Regions from separate parts of the Homo sapiens genome. Here region 2 is linked to region 1. A link is a contact called in ENCODE Hi-C data. All regions are on one chromosome and are shown on one strand. The core of a region is the stretch at or near the end of the contact, and the rest is flanking DNA. Distances in the headings are between cores, read along the strand shown. Region 1 holds the start of TMX4 (thioredoxin related transmembrane protein 4). Region 2 holds the start of JAG1 (jagged canonical Notch ligand 1).

The links. Hi-C counts contacts between places; a loop is a spot of excess contacts on that map. Pooled maps may share reads with other maps.
Region 2: a map with no recorded cell type shows a loop between it and region 1 (20-fold over the local background). The contact joins the promoter of JAG1 here to the promoter of TMX4 in region 1. A Hi-C loop is called at or near these places in 4 of 37 single-sample maps with no recorded cell type and 12 of 50 pooled maps.

What each region holds. Positions count from the first base shown.
Region 1 is chr20:8,017,876-8,022,238 of GRCh38, reverse strand. TMX4 (thioredoxin related transmembrane protein 4) reads left to right here and starts at 2,478. Exons shown (of 8, transcript NM_021156.4): 1 at 2,478-2,801. The coding sequence starts at 2,626. TMX4-AS1 (TMX4 antisense RNA 1) reads right to left here and starts at 2,333. Exons shown (of 7, transcript NR_184034.1): 1 at 2,135-2,333; 2 at 978-1,848; 3 at 84-180. RefSeq lists silencers at 2,478-2,717, 2,828-2,967.
Region 2 is chr20:10,672,059-10,676,640 of GRCh38, reverse strand. JAG1 (jagged canonical Notch ligand 1) reads left to right here and starts at 2,642. Exons shown (of 26, transcript NM_000214.3): 1 at 2,642-3,191; 2 at 3,635-3,940. The coding sequence starts at 3,111. RefSeq lists a silencer at 2,020-2,419.

The DNA.
Region 1 (4,363 bases), core at 1,229-3,728:
GTATTAGTCCATTTTCACGCTGCTGATAAAGACATACCCGAGACGGGGTAATTTATACAGGAAAAAGTGTTTATTCAACTCACAGTTCCTCATGGCTGGGGAAGCCTCACAATCATGGTGGAAGGCACGGAGGAGTAAGTCATGTCTTACGCGGATGGCAGCAGGCCAAAAGAGAGACAGCTTGTGCAGGGAAATTACCATTTTTAAAACCATCAGATCTCATGAGACTTATTCACTATCACGAGAACAACATGGGAAAGACCCGCCCCCATGATTCAATTATCTCCCATGGGGTCCCTCCCACAACACGTGGGAATTAGGGGAGCTACAAAATGTGATTTGGATGGGGACACAGAGCCAAACCATATCAGTTATACAGAAGAGCAATTGGATCTGAGAAGAGACAGCAGCTCATTCTGCATGAGCTATCAGAGGTACAGTGTGGACTACATGACAGAGACTGAATGATTCACTGGACAACTGGAGAAGAGTGTTCTAATCAGAATGAAGGAGCAAGGAGACACTGAAGTACACAATGTGCTTTGGGAATGGGGAGTAGCTTTGTGTTACTAGGACACAGGGAACTCTGGGAATAGTGGAATGTAAAGTGGGCAAAACTGAAGCTGGGCTGTGAGAGGCATTGTGTATCATGCTAAGTGAAGTTAACTTTAGTATAAGAAAAATAGACATTACAGCGTATTGTTGCCTCCAAATAATAATATTAGTGTTGGCAATATTGTGGCAAAAACCACAATTATGTTTGCACCAACCTAATATGTAAGCTTTTTGAGTTAGAATATGTGCTAGGCATTATTCTTATCTCATATAATCTTCACAGCCACCTTTTGGAGCAGGTTCTATTACTACCCGCATTTTAAGAGAACTTTGGTGTGGACTAGTTTTAGCCCCAAATCACATGGCTAGGAAGTGTCAGGGCTAAGATGCCAATCATGGTCTGACAGCAACAGGTCCCTTACCCTGGTCTGTGACTCCTTACGGCAAGGTCAGTCCCATACTTCCTTGCTACTTTCTTCCTACCATCCTTAGTCTGAAGGCTAAGACTTCAGTTTTTGTTAAAGATAGGAAATGCTTTGGTAATGGCTGTCTTTCATGCTGAAGATGCTCTCTCTCCTTTTAGCTTTTCATTTTGTAAATTTTCCAACATATGCATGAGTAGGTAAAGTAGCAAAATGAACTTAGCTTCAACACTGACTGATGTTGCACCACTTTTCTTTCACCTATCTTCTTTCCATTCCCTACATTTTATTTCTGGAGCATTGTAAAACAAATTCTACACATCATTCTATCATGAAAGTGATAAAATGACAGAATTCCTGTTTATGAGTCACTTCTTTTTACAAGCACAGTAAAATGTTTTCCATTGAGTTTATGGAATTGATATGTATGTACTTAATAACAGTGAGTCTTAGTAGCATTCATTGCAAAGACATTTTCTTAAATTTCAATAGTTTGTAAACCCTTGAGTGTTTTATTTTAATGATAAGGGCTAGGTCCACATAGTTTTTAGCTAATACTAATTAATGCATAATGCAGGCCAGATCTTCTCTTCAGGCAAAATTAACTTCCCTCTCCTATAAGTATTGATTGAAATTTGCTCTCATGTGCCCTGAAGTACTTTTAGTCTTATTGCTGTCTTTGTTTTAAGCCGAGGGCAGAAACCACATCCTTTTCATGGTCTATTAACCACATTACCGAGGTTCATGGTTTGCACAACTAGTAAACACATACAAAGCACCCTTTGAGAAAGCTTCCTCATCCTTTAATTGTAATCCAGTCTTATATATTAACGGTGTGGTGGTCCCAAGGTACAGATTCATCTAATGTGACCTGGAAAGAAATTTGGAAATCACTTAAGGCTACCCTCATTTTAGATCTGACAAAACTGTAGTCAAGAGAAATGTGAGGTCCATTTTACTGCAGGTGGCAATAGTCTTAATTGACTCATTTTATCGGCTAGTACCCATGTTTTTAAGAGTTTCTATGAAATTAACATTTTTTGTAAAAAAAATGCAATTGCATAGGCTAGTTTCATCAATATCCTAAATTAGTGATGCTTCAATATACACATGCAGAGTACTTAAATTTTCCTCTCTCTTCAGCAGGAGATACTCACCACGTCCCTCCATTTTTCATTAAACATACGTGTACCTTGCAGCCCGTTGCTTTTATATTTGCTATCATTGAAGAGGGGATGGATTTTAAAATTACTGGCCATGTTTCCCTTTAGAGAAGCCCACACGCGCCAACCCTGCCCTTATTGGAGCCTGGGCAGCAGCGGTGCATGTTCTAACTTAGGCAACGTTGGGTCATCTGTTTATTGTCAGCTTGGCGGTCAGGAAGAAAGGGCGGTGGTTGCTGAGGTAACCGACACCCCGGGCAACGGCAAGTGGAGGCGGGAGGGGGCGTGGCCTCGACGGGCAAGCGGCGATAAGAGGTGGCGTCCTCCGCGGCATTGCGAGCACCGCCAGTCTGCGCCGCTAGGCGTAGGCGGGGTGGCCCTTGCGTCTCCCGCTTCCTTGAAAAACCCGGCGGGCGAGCGAGGCTGCGGGCCGGCCGCTGCCCTTCCCCACACTCCCCGCCGAGAAGCCTCGCTCGGCGCCCAACATGGCGGGTGGGCGCTGCGGCCCGCAGCTAACGGCGCTCCTGGCCGCCTGGATCGCGGCTGTGGCGGCGACGGCAGGCCCCGAGGAGGCCGCGCTGCCGCCGGAGCAGAGCCGGGTCCAGCCCATGACCGCCTCCAACTGGACGCTGGTGATGGAGGGCGAGTGGATGCTGAAATTGTGAGTGTGCCCGCCCGCCCCGGACGCCGCAGTGTCCTCGCGGGCGTCACCCTCCCAAGCCCGCGCGGCCCGGTGGCGATCCCGCATTGCCGCTTGGGCTCAACCTAAAACCCCGGACCAGGCTTGCCAACAACCTGCGGCGCCGGTGCCGGGCCGCTTGCGATCCTGCACTGCCGCTGGGCTCGACCTGGGGTCCGCGGACCCGCCTTACCAACGACCTGCGGCTGTGGGGCCCGGCCGCTCGCGCCGCGCATGCGCGCCGAGCCCTCGCGGTGACAGCCGAGGGTGCAGCGCGTCCCCTTGCTTTGGGGGACAGTGTTTTCGGGGTGGAGTGGGCAGCTTCCCATAGGGAGGAGAAGGGAAGGAAGAAAATCTGCAAGCAAACCGTGTGCTTTTAGATACAGATATGTATTGGAAGAGAAAGGACATTCAGTGACATCCACGTGCAGTATGAATACGTAGCACAGGCTAAGCAAGTTACCTGTTGAAGAAATTGCAGCACGGTGAAGGCAGGCCATTTGTGTCGTAGTCTTCCGTTTGAAGACCTGGAGATGTCATTGTGAGAATAAAACATAAATATGGATGCCTTTTAAATTTTACAGTATGATTTCAAATAAATGTTGATACTTATTATAACTTGTAAAGGTAGGACTTTCTGAGTAATATTAATAATTGTGCCATAAAGAAAAGAAGATACGCATTGCCCCTTTTAACAATAGAAAGCAAATGGTGGATAGTGCCTTTTCTTTAAGGAGATGGGAAACTACAGTTTTGAGTTAGGAGAAAGAAAGGGATTTGTTGATTATAGTTTAACCTTATAATAGGAAGTGACCATTTGAAAGAGGCTTGCAGTGGATGGTGGGCAGATGTCTGAGCGGGCTTGAGAGACCATCATGGTGGGCTTGCAGACTCTCTCTCTCTCTCTCTCTCTCTCTCTCTCTCTCTCTCTCTCTCTCCCCCTCCCTCCCTCCCTCCCTCCCTCCCTCCCCCTCTCTCTCTCTCTCCTCTCTCTCTTCTCTCTCTCTCTCTCTCCCTCCCTCCCTCCCTCTCTCTCTCTCTCCTCTCTCTCCTCTCTCTCTCTCTCTCTCCCTCCTCTCTCTCTCTCTCTCTCTCTGTCTCTCTCTCCCCTCCCACAACTCCTTTCCACCCTACCTGCCCCCCTCCCGCCCCCACCCCCCAAACATAAAATCTTTCAGGAAATTGCCACATCTCTTTAGCCTGTGGTTTCTGGCAATCTGTATACTACTATTGAATCTTTGTTTTACGTTGAGGACACAGACAGAAAATTGGATCTTTCCTTTATCCAAGACCAAGTTTTGATTCTTTCAATTTAAATTGCAAGCAGGTGCCTATGGAGTGAAAACCTCAGTGTGAGATCAGAGCCAAAATTTATGTCACACAGCAGATTACATTGCTCGAAGAACATAAGGCATATCACCCCTTCAAATGTGCATTTACCTCTTAGTCACAAAGAAGGGGATATTTTAGACCTCCAAATGAAATACCCTTGGTATCATAATAAATCAATGAAATTATTAAAGGGAACTGTAGACATGAATTAT
Region 2 (4,582 bases), core at 1,393-3,892, 2.7 Mb before region 1:
AATTATTTGGAAGAGCCCCAACTGAAAATTTTCAAAAGAATTCCCTCTAGCCCACAACTGCCTTCTCTAAAAGTGGGTTCCCAGGCTCAGGAAGGGTGTGGGACTCTGTGCTATGTGACATAAAAATTTTGTGTTTATCAGTGATTTGACATTCTTGTTAGGTGTAATCAGGTAGTTTTCACCTCTCAGAGTTTATATTTTCTTTCCTATCAGTCAAATGGGCTAAATTCACTGGTGGACTGGAGGTGACACCAGCTTGCATGTGGCCCAGATTGCAACTGGTGGCACCTGCAATCTCAGGTAGCCCTTCTAGGTGAAGCCAGGTGGAGATCTAAACACTTTAACTAAAGGTCTGGCTCCGCAGCCTCTTTCCTGAGAGCTGTGGGGGGCACAAGGCACAGAATTAAAACAGGGTCCGACATAGGGAACTCCAAGGAGTGTGCTCTTTAAGATCACACCAGCCTTTTTCAGCACCATTTTGCCTTTTTTTTTTTTTTTTTTTTTTTTGAGATGGAGTCTCGCTCTGTCGCCAGGCTGGAGTGCAGTGGCATGATCTCAGCTCACTGCAACCTCCGCCTCCCAGGTTGAAGCTATTCTCCTCTCTCAGCCTCCCGAGTAGCTGGGACTACAGGTATGTGCCACCACGCCCAGCTAATTTTTGTATTTGTAGTAGAGACCGGGTTTCACCATGTTGACCAGGATGGTCTCAATCTCTTGACCTCGTGATCCACCCGCCTCGGCCTCCCAGAGTGCTGGGATTGCAGGCGTGACCCACAGCTCGCGGCCCATTTTACTTTTAAACCGTTATTTAGCACCCAAACTCAGGGATACTTGGGAGTAGAAATTAGAACGGGACAGATAAGTGGGGAGACTGGTGTTGATGGAAACCTCAGTGAGAAAAGTGTAGATGGGATTACAGTTGACAACTGGTTGCCTTGATTTAGGATAATTGGGGAAAGGGAGGCTGGGGCACATTGAAACACCCAGGTTGTCGCTGCCTACCCCAGCTGCTAACATGACCAGCTGTAAACTTGCTCTGTTCTTAGAAACCTCCCTTCCAAAACATGGATTCTCCCGCCAGTGCTCAAGATGGGACACATTACCACTAAGTAAGCACTTTTCTTAGGAGCATTTCTTAGGCTGTTAAAATGCCAAGACTCCTAACCATCCTTGGTAGCTTTGAACCTATGTAAAGAGGTCAGTTAGCTGCCCTAGTTTATTCCTCAGAATGATGAGATTTGGCACTGAAAATATTGTTCATACTGAGCCTCCCATCAAATGCAATAAGTAGATAACCACAAATACCCACCCTTTTATGCTCATAACTCAGCATGTTGGAAACTATTTTCCCTTGACCTATTGCCAGCCCATCACGCCCCACACCCAGGAGAACTCAAGCCCCAAACCGGCCGCTGAATAGTCACGCTTTTCTGCAGGACATACCTACTATTAGGGCCAAAACTTTGTCCACCCTTCAAAGGAAGTCGATGTTTCCATATAAAGGTCCCCTCAAATGCAACAGCAAGCCCGTGGGAGAGGGGTTAGCAGAGGCTACGGCCAGCCCACGGGCTTTCTTCGACCTTGATTATGACCAGGAGTGTAGCTGTTAATTGCGAGGCTTGCCTCAAGGTGGAAAACAGTATCGGTTTCCACTGCCACCCCAGAGAAGGCAAGTTCCGCGGCTGGCGGTGCTGGGGACACGGTCCCTCCCAGGCCCATCTCTTGCCACCCAGAGAGCTGCTCGGAGGCCGCCTACAGGTGCAATCCCGGCACTGCGGCCGGGGCGTCGGGCCGGGGAGGGCGTCCAAGCCCACCAGCATCTCCGCCGGCCCTTCCCAAAGCCTGAACAGGGCCCCGGCGTGCCCGCCGCCTTCTACCCCCGGTTTCCCCGCGCCTCTGCCCCGGCGCGGTTTGGATAGGAAGCTGGGAGCCCTCCCAGGCTCCGCAGACTCGGATTTGGGAGGGGGTGGGACGCGGCCGAGGCTTCCCCTCGAATCTGCGGCAAGCCTGGCTCCAGGAAAGTTTTTCAAAGTTCCCAGCAGCGTCTGCCCAGGTCGCCTCCGCGGGGCGAGCAGACGGCGGCAAGCGCGCCAGCCTCGCCGCCGCCTCTGCCGCCAGCAGAGCGCTCTGGGCGGCTCGCTCGCGGGAAGCGGGCCGAACTCCCGGCGGGCAGGCAGGCCCTCCTCCCGGGGCGAAAGCCGCAGCTGACGCAGGCGGTTCGGAAGGCGGAAGCTGCCCCGCTCCGACCGCTCAGTCAGCGCCGCGGCGCCTACACCTGGGGCCCCGACGCGCGGGCAAAGGCGCACGGCCCGGGGCGCCCGAGGGGGCGGTCCCCGCTGGGGGCCTCCAGGCGTCCCTGAGCAACGATCCCTTCCAAGTACCTCCCCGCACTCTCCCTTCCCTCCTGGCCCGAAGCTCCCGAGGGCGGGGGTTGGTGTGGGGCCCTGGTTCTTCTACGCCGCCCTGAGCATCCCGCTGCCCCCAACCCCTTCCAAGTTCCTCCTCGCACTACCCCCTCCCCAGCAACGTGAAGGGGAGGGGCGTGCCCAGGGTGAGCACGCCCTCTCATGAATATTAATAAGCGCGCATGCGCCCTGCCCGGCGTGCTGGGTAGAGGTGGCCAGCCCCGGCCGCTGCTGCCAGACGGGCTCTCCGGGTCCTTCTCCGAGAGCCGGGCGGGCACGCGTCATTGTGTTACCTGCGGCCGGCCCGCGAGCTAGGCTGGTTTTTTTTTTTCTCCCCTCCCTCCCCCCTTTTTCCATGCAGCTGATCTAAAAGGGAATAAAAGGCTGCGCATAATCATAATAATAAAAGAAGGGGAGCGCGAGAGAAGGAAAGAAAGCCGGGAGGTGGAAGAGGAGGGGGAGCGTCTCAAAGAAGCGATCAGAATAATAAAAGGAGGCCGGGCTCTTTGCCTTCTGGAACGGGCCGCTCTTGAAAGGGCTTTTGAAAAGTGGTGTTGTTTTCCAGTCGTGCATGCTCCAATCGGCGGAGTATATTAGAGCCGGGACGCGGCGGCCGCAGGGGCAGCGGCGACGGCAGCACCGGCGGCAGCACCAGCGCGAACAGCAGCGGCGGCGTCCCGAGTGCCCGCGGCGCGCGGCGCAGCGATGCGTTCCCCACGGACGCGCGGCCGGTCCGGGCGCCCCCTAAGCCTCCTGCTCGCCCTGCTCTGTGCCCTGCGAGCCAAGGTAGGAGCCCTTCTCCGGGCCTCCCTCCCAGCCGTCCTCTCCCTCCCCTCGCGGCGCCCTGGGCGGTTGAGCCCCGCGAGCAGGCTCGGCAGCCCTCGAGCGCCCGACTCCTCGCCCCTGCGCCCGAGCGGCTGCACCTGGGCTGAGCGCGCCAACTCCCCCACGGGAGCCCCTGCCTCCTGAGGGTGACCCCTCCAGGCCGGACAGGGGCGCGTTCGCTCCGCTGTTGCCCCCCGGGAAGTCGTCGGATTTCTTCCGCACTCGTGCATTTTTTTTTTTTTTTGCCCCGGAATCATGTTGAGTCCTTGAACGTAGTTTCGCAAAATTATTTTCACTCGGCGAGGAGGGCTCGTCGGGGCGGGGAGTGGGAGGGAGTCGCCACCTCTATACTCGAAGAAAACAGCTTTCTCCCGCGCTGACCTACCTCCTTCCCTCGCCGGCAGGTGTGTGGGGCCTCGGGTCAGTTCGAGTTGGAGATCCTGTCCATGCAGAACGTGAACGGGGAGCTGCAGAACGGGAACTGCTGCGGCGGCGCCCGGAACCCGGGAGACCGCAAGTGCACCCGCGACGAGTGTGACACATACTTCAAAGTGTGCCTCAAGGAGTATCAGTCCCGCGTCACGGCCGGGGGGCCCTGCAGCTTCGGCTCAGGGTCCACGCCTGTCATCGGGGGCAACACCTTCAACCTCAAGGCCAGCCGCGGCAACGACCGCAACCGCATCGTGCTGCCTTTCAGTTTCGCCTGGCCGGTGAGTGACTACTCGGGAAGGAGGCCGGGCGGAGCCTCACACCCGCGCCTGGCCGAGCCCTGTTATCCCTTGCGAGAGGGATTTAAAGGGCTTTGGCTTGAAACTAGGCGCTAACTGGGGAAATCTCTAGGGGTGGCGGGTGAGGGAGCCGGGACACTATAGTTAGATCTCGGCTGGGGTAGTCGAGGTGGGTCCCATTCCTGCTGCTATTTGCTTAGTGCACAAAAGTGGGGATCCCAGAGGGTTTATGGGACCAGGCTCCTAGGAAGGCCGGTGTAAACTTGCAACTTGAAGTTCCCAGAGTAACTCTCCCGGCCCCAAGCCAAGAGATCGTTGTAGCTGATCTCTTTGCTTAACTAATTAAACCTGGTGCGCCGTGGAAGGCGACTCGGCGCAGTTCTGGCCTGCGAACGCCGTCCAAATTGGCAACCTCCCCTTTCCCGTGAACGGCCGGGAGGGCGGGTGTGTCCTTCCTGGAGGGTGTGGGGGAGTCCGTTTCCCGCTGCTCCCCGGGAGATTTTAGTGTGTGCGGGGGCGCTCTCCAGGTTCGGCTTAAGGGCCGGGGGCGGCCGCCGCAGGAGGAGGTTCTTGGGGCCCTCACAGGAGCTGTAGACCTGGGAACCCCCGCCCGCTGCTGGCCCC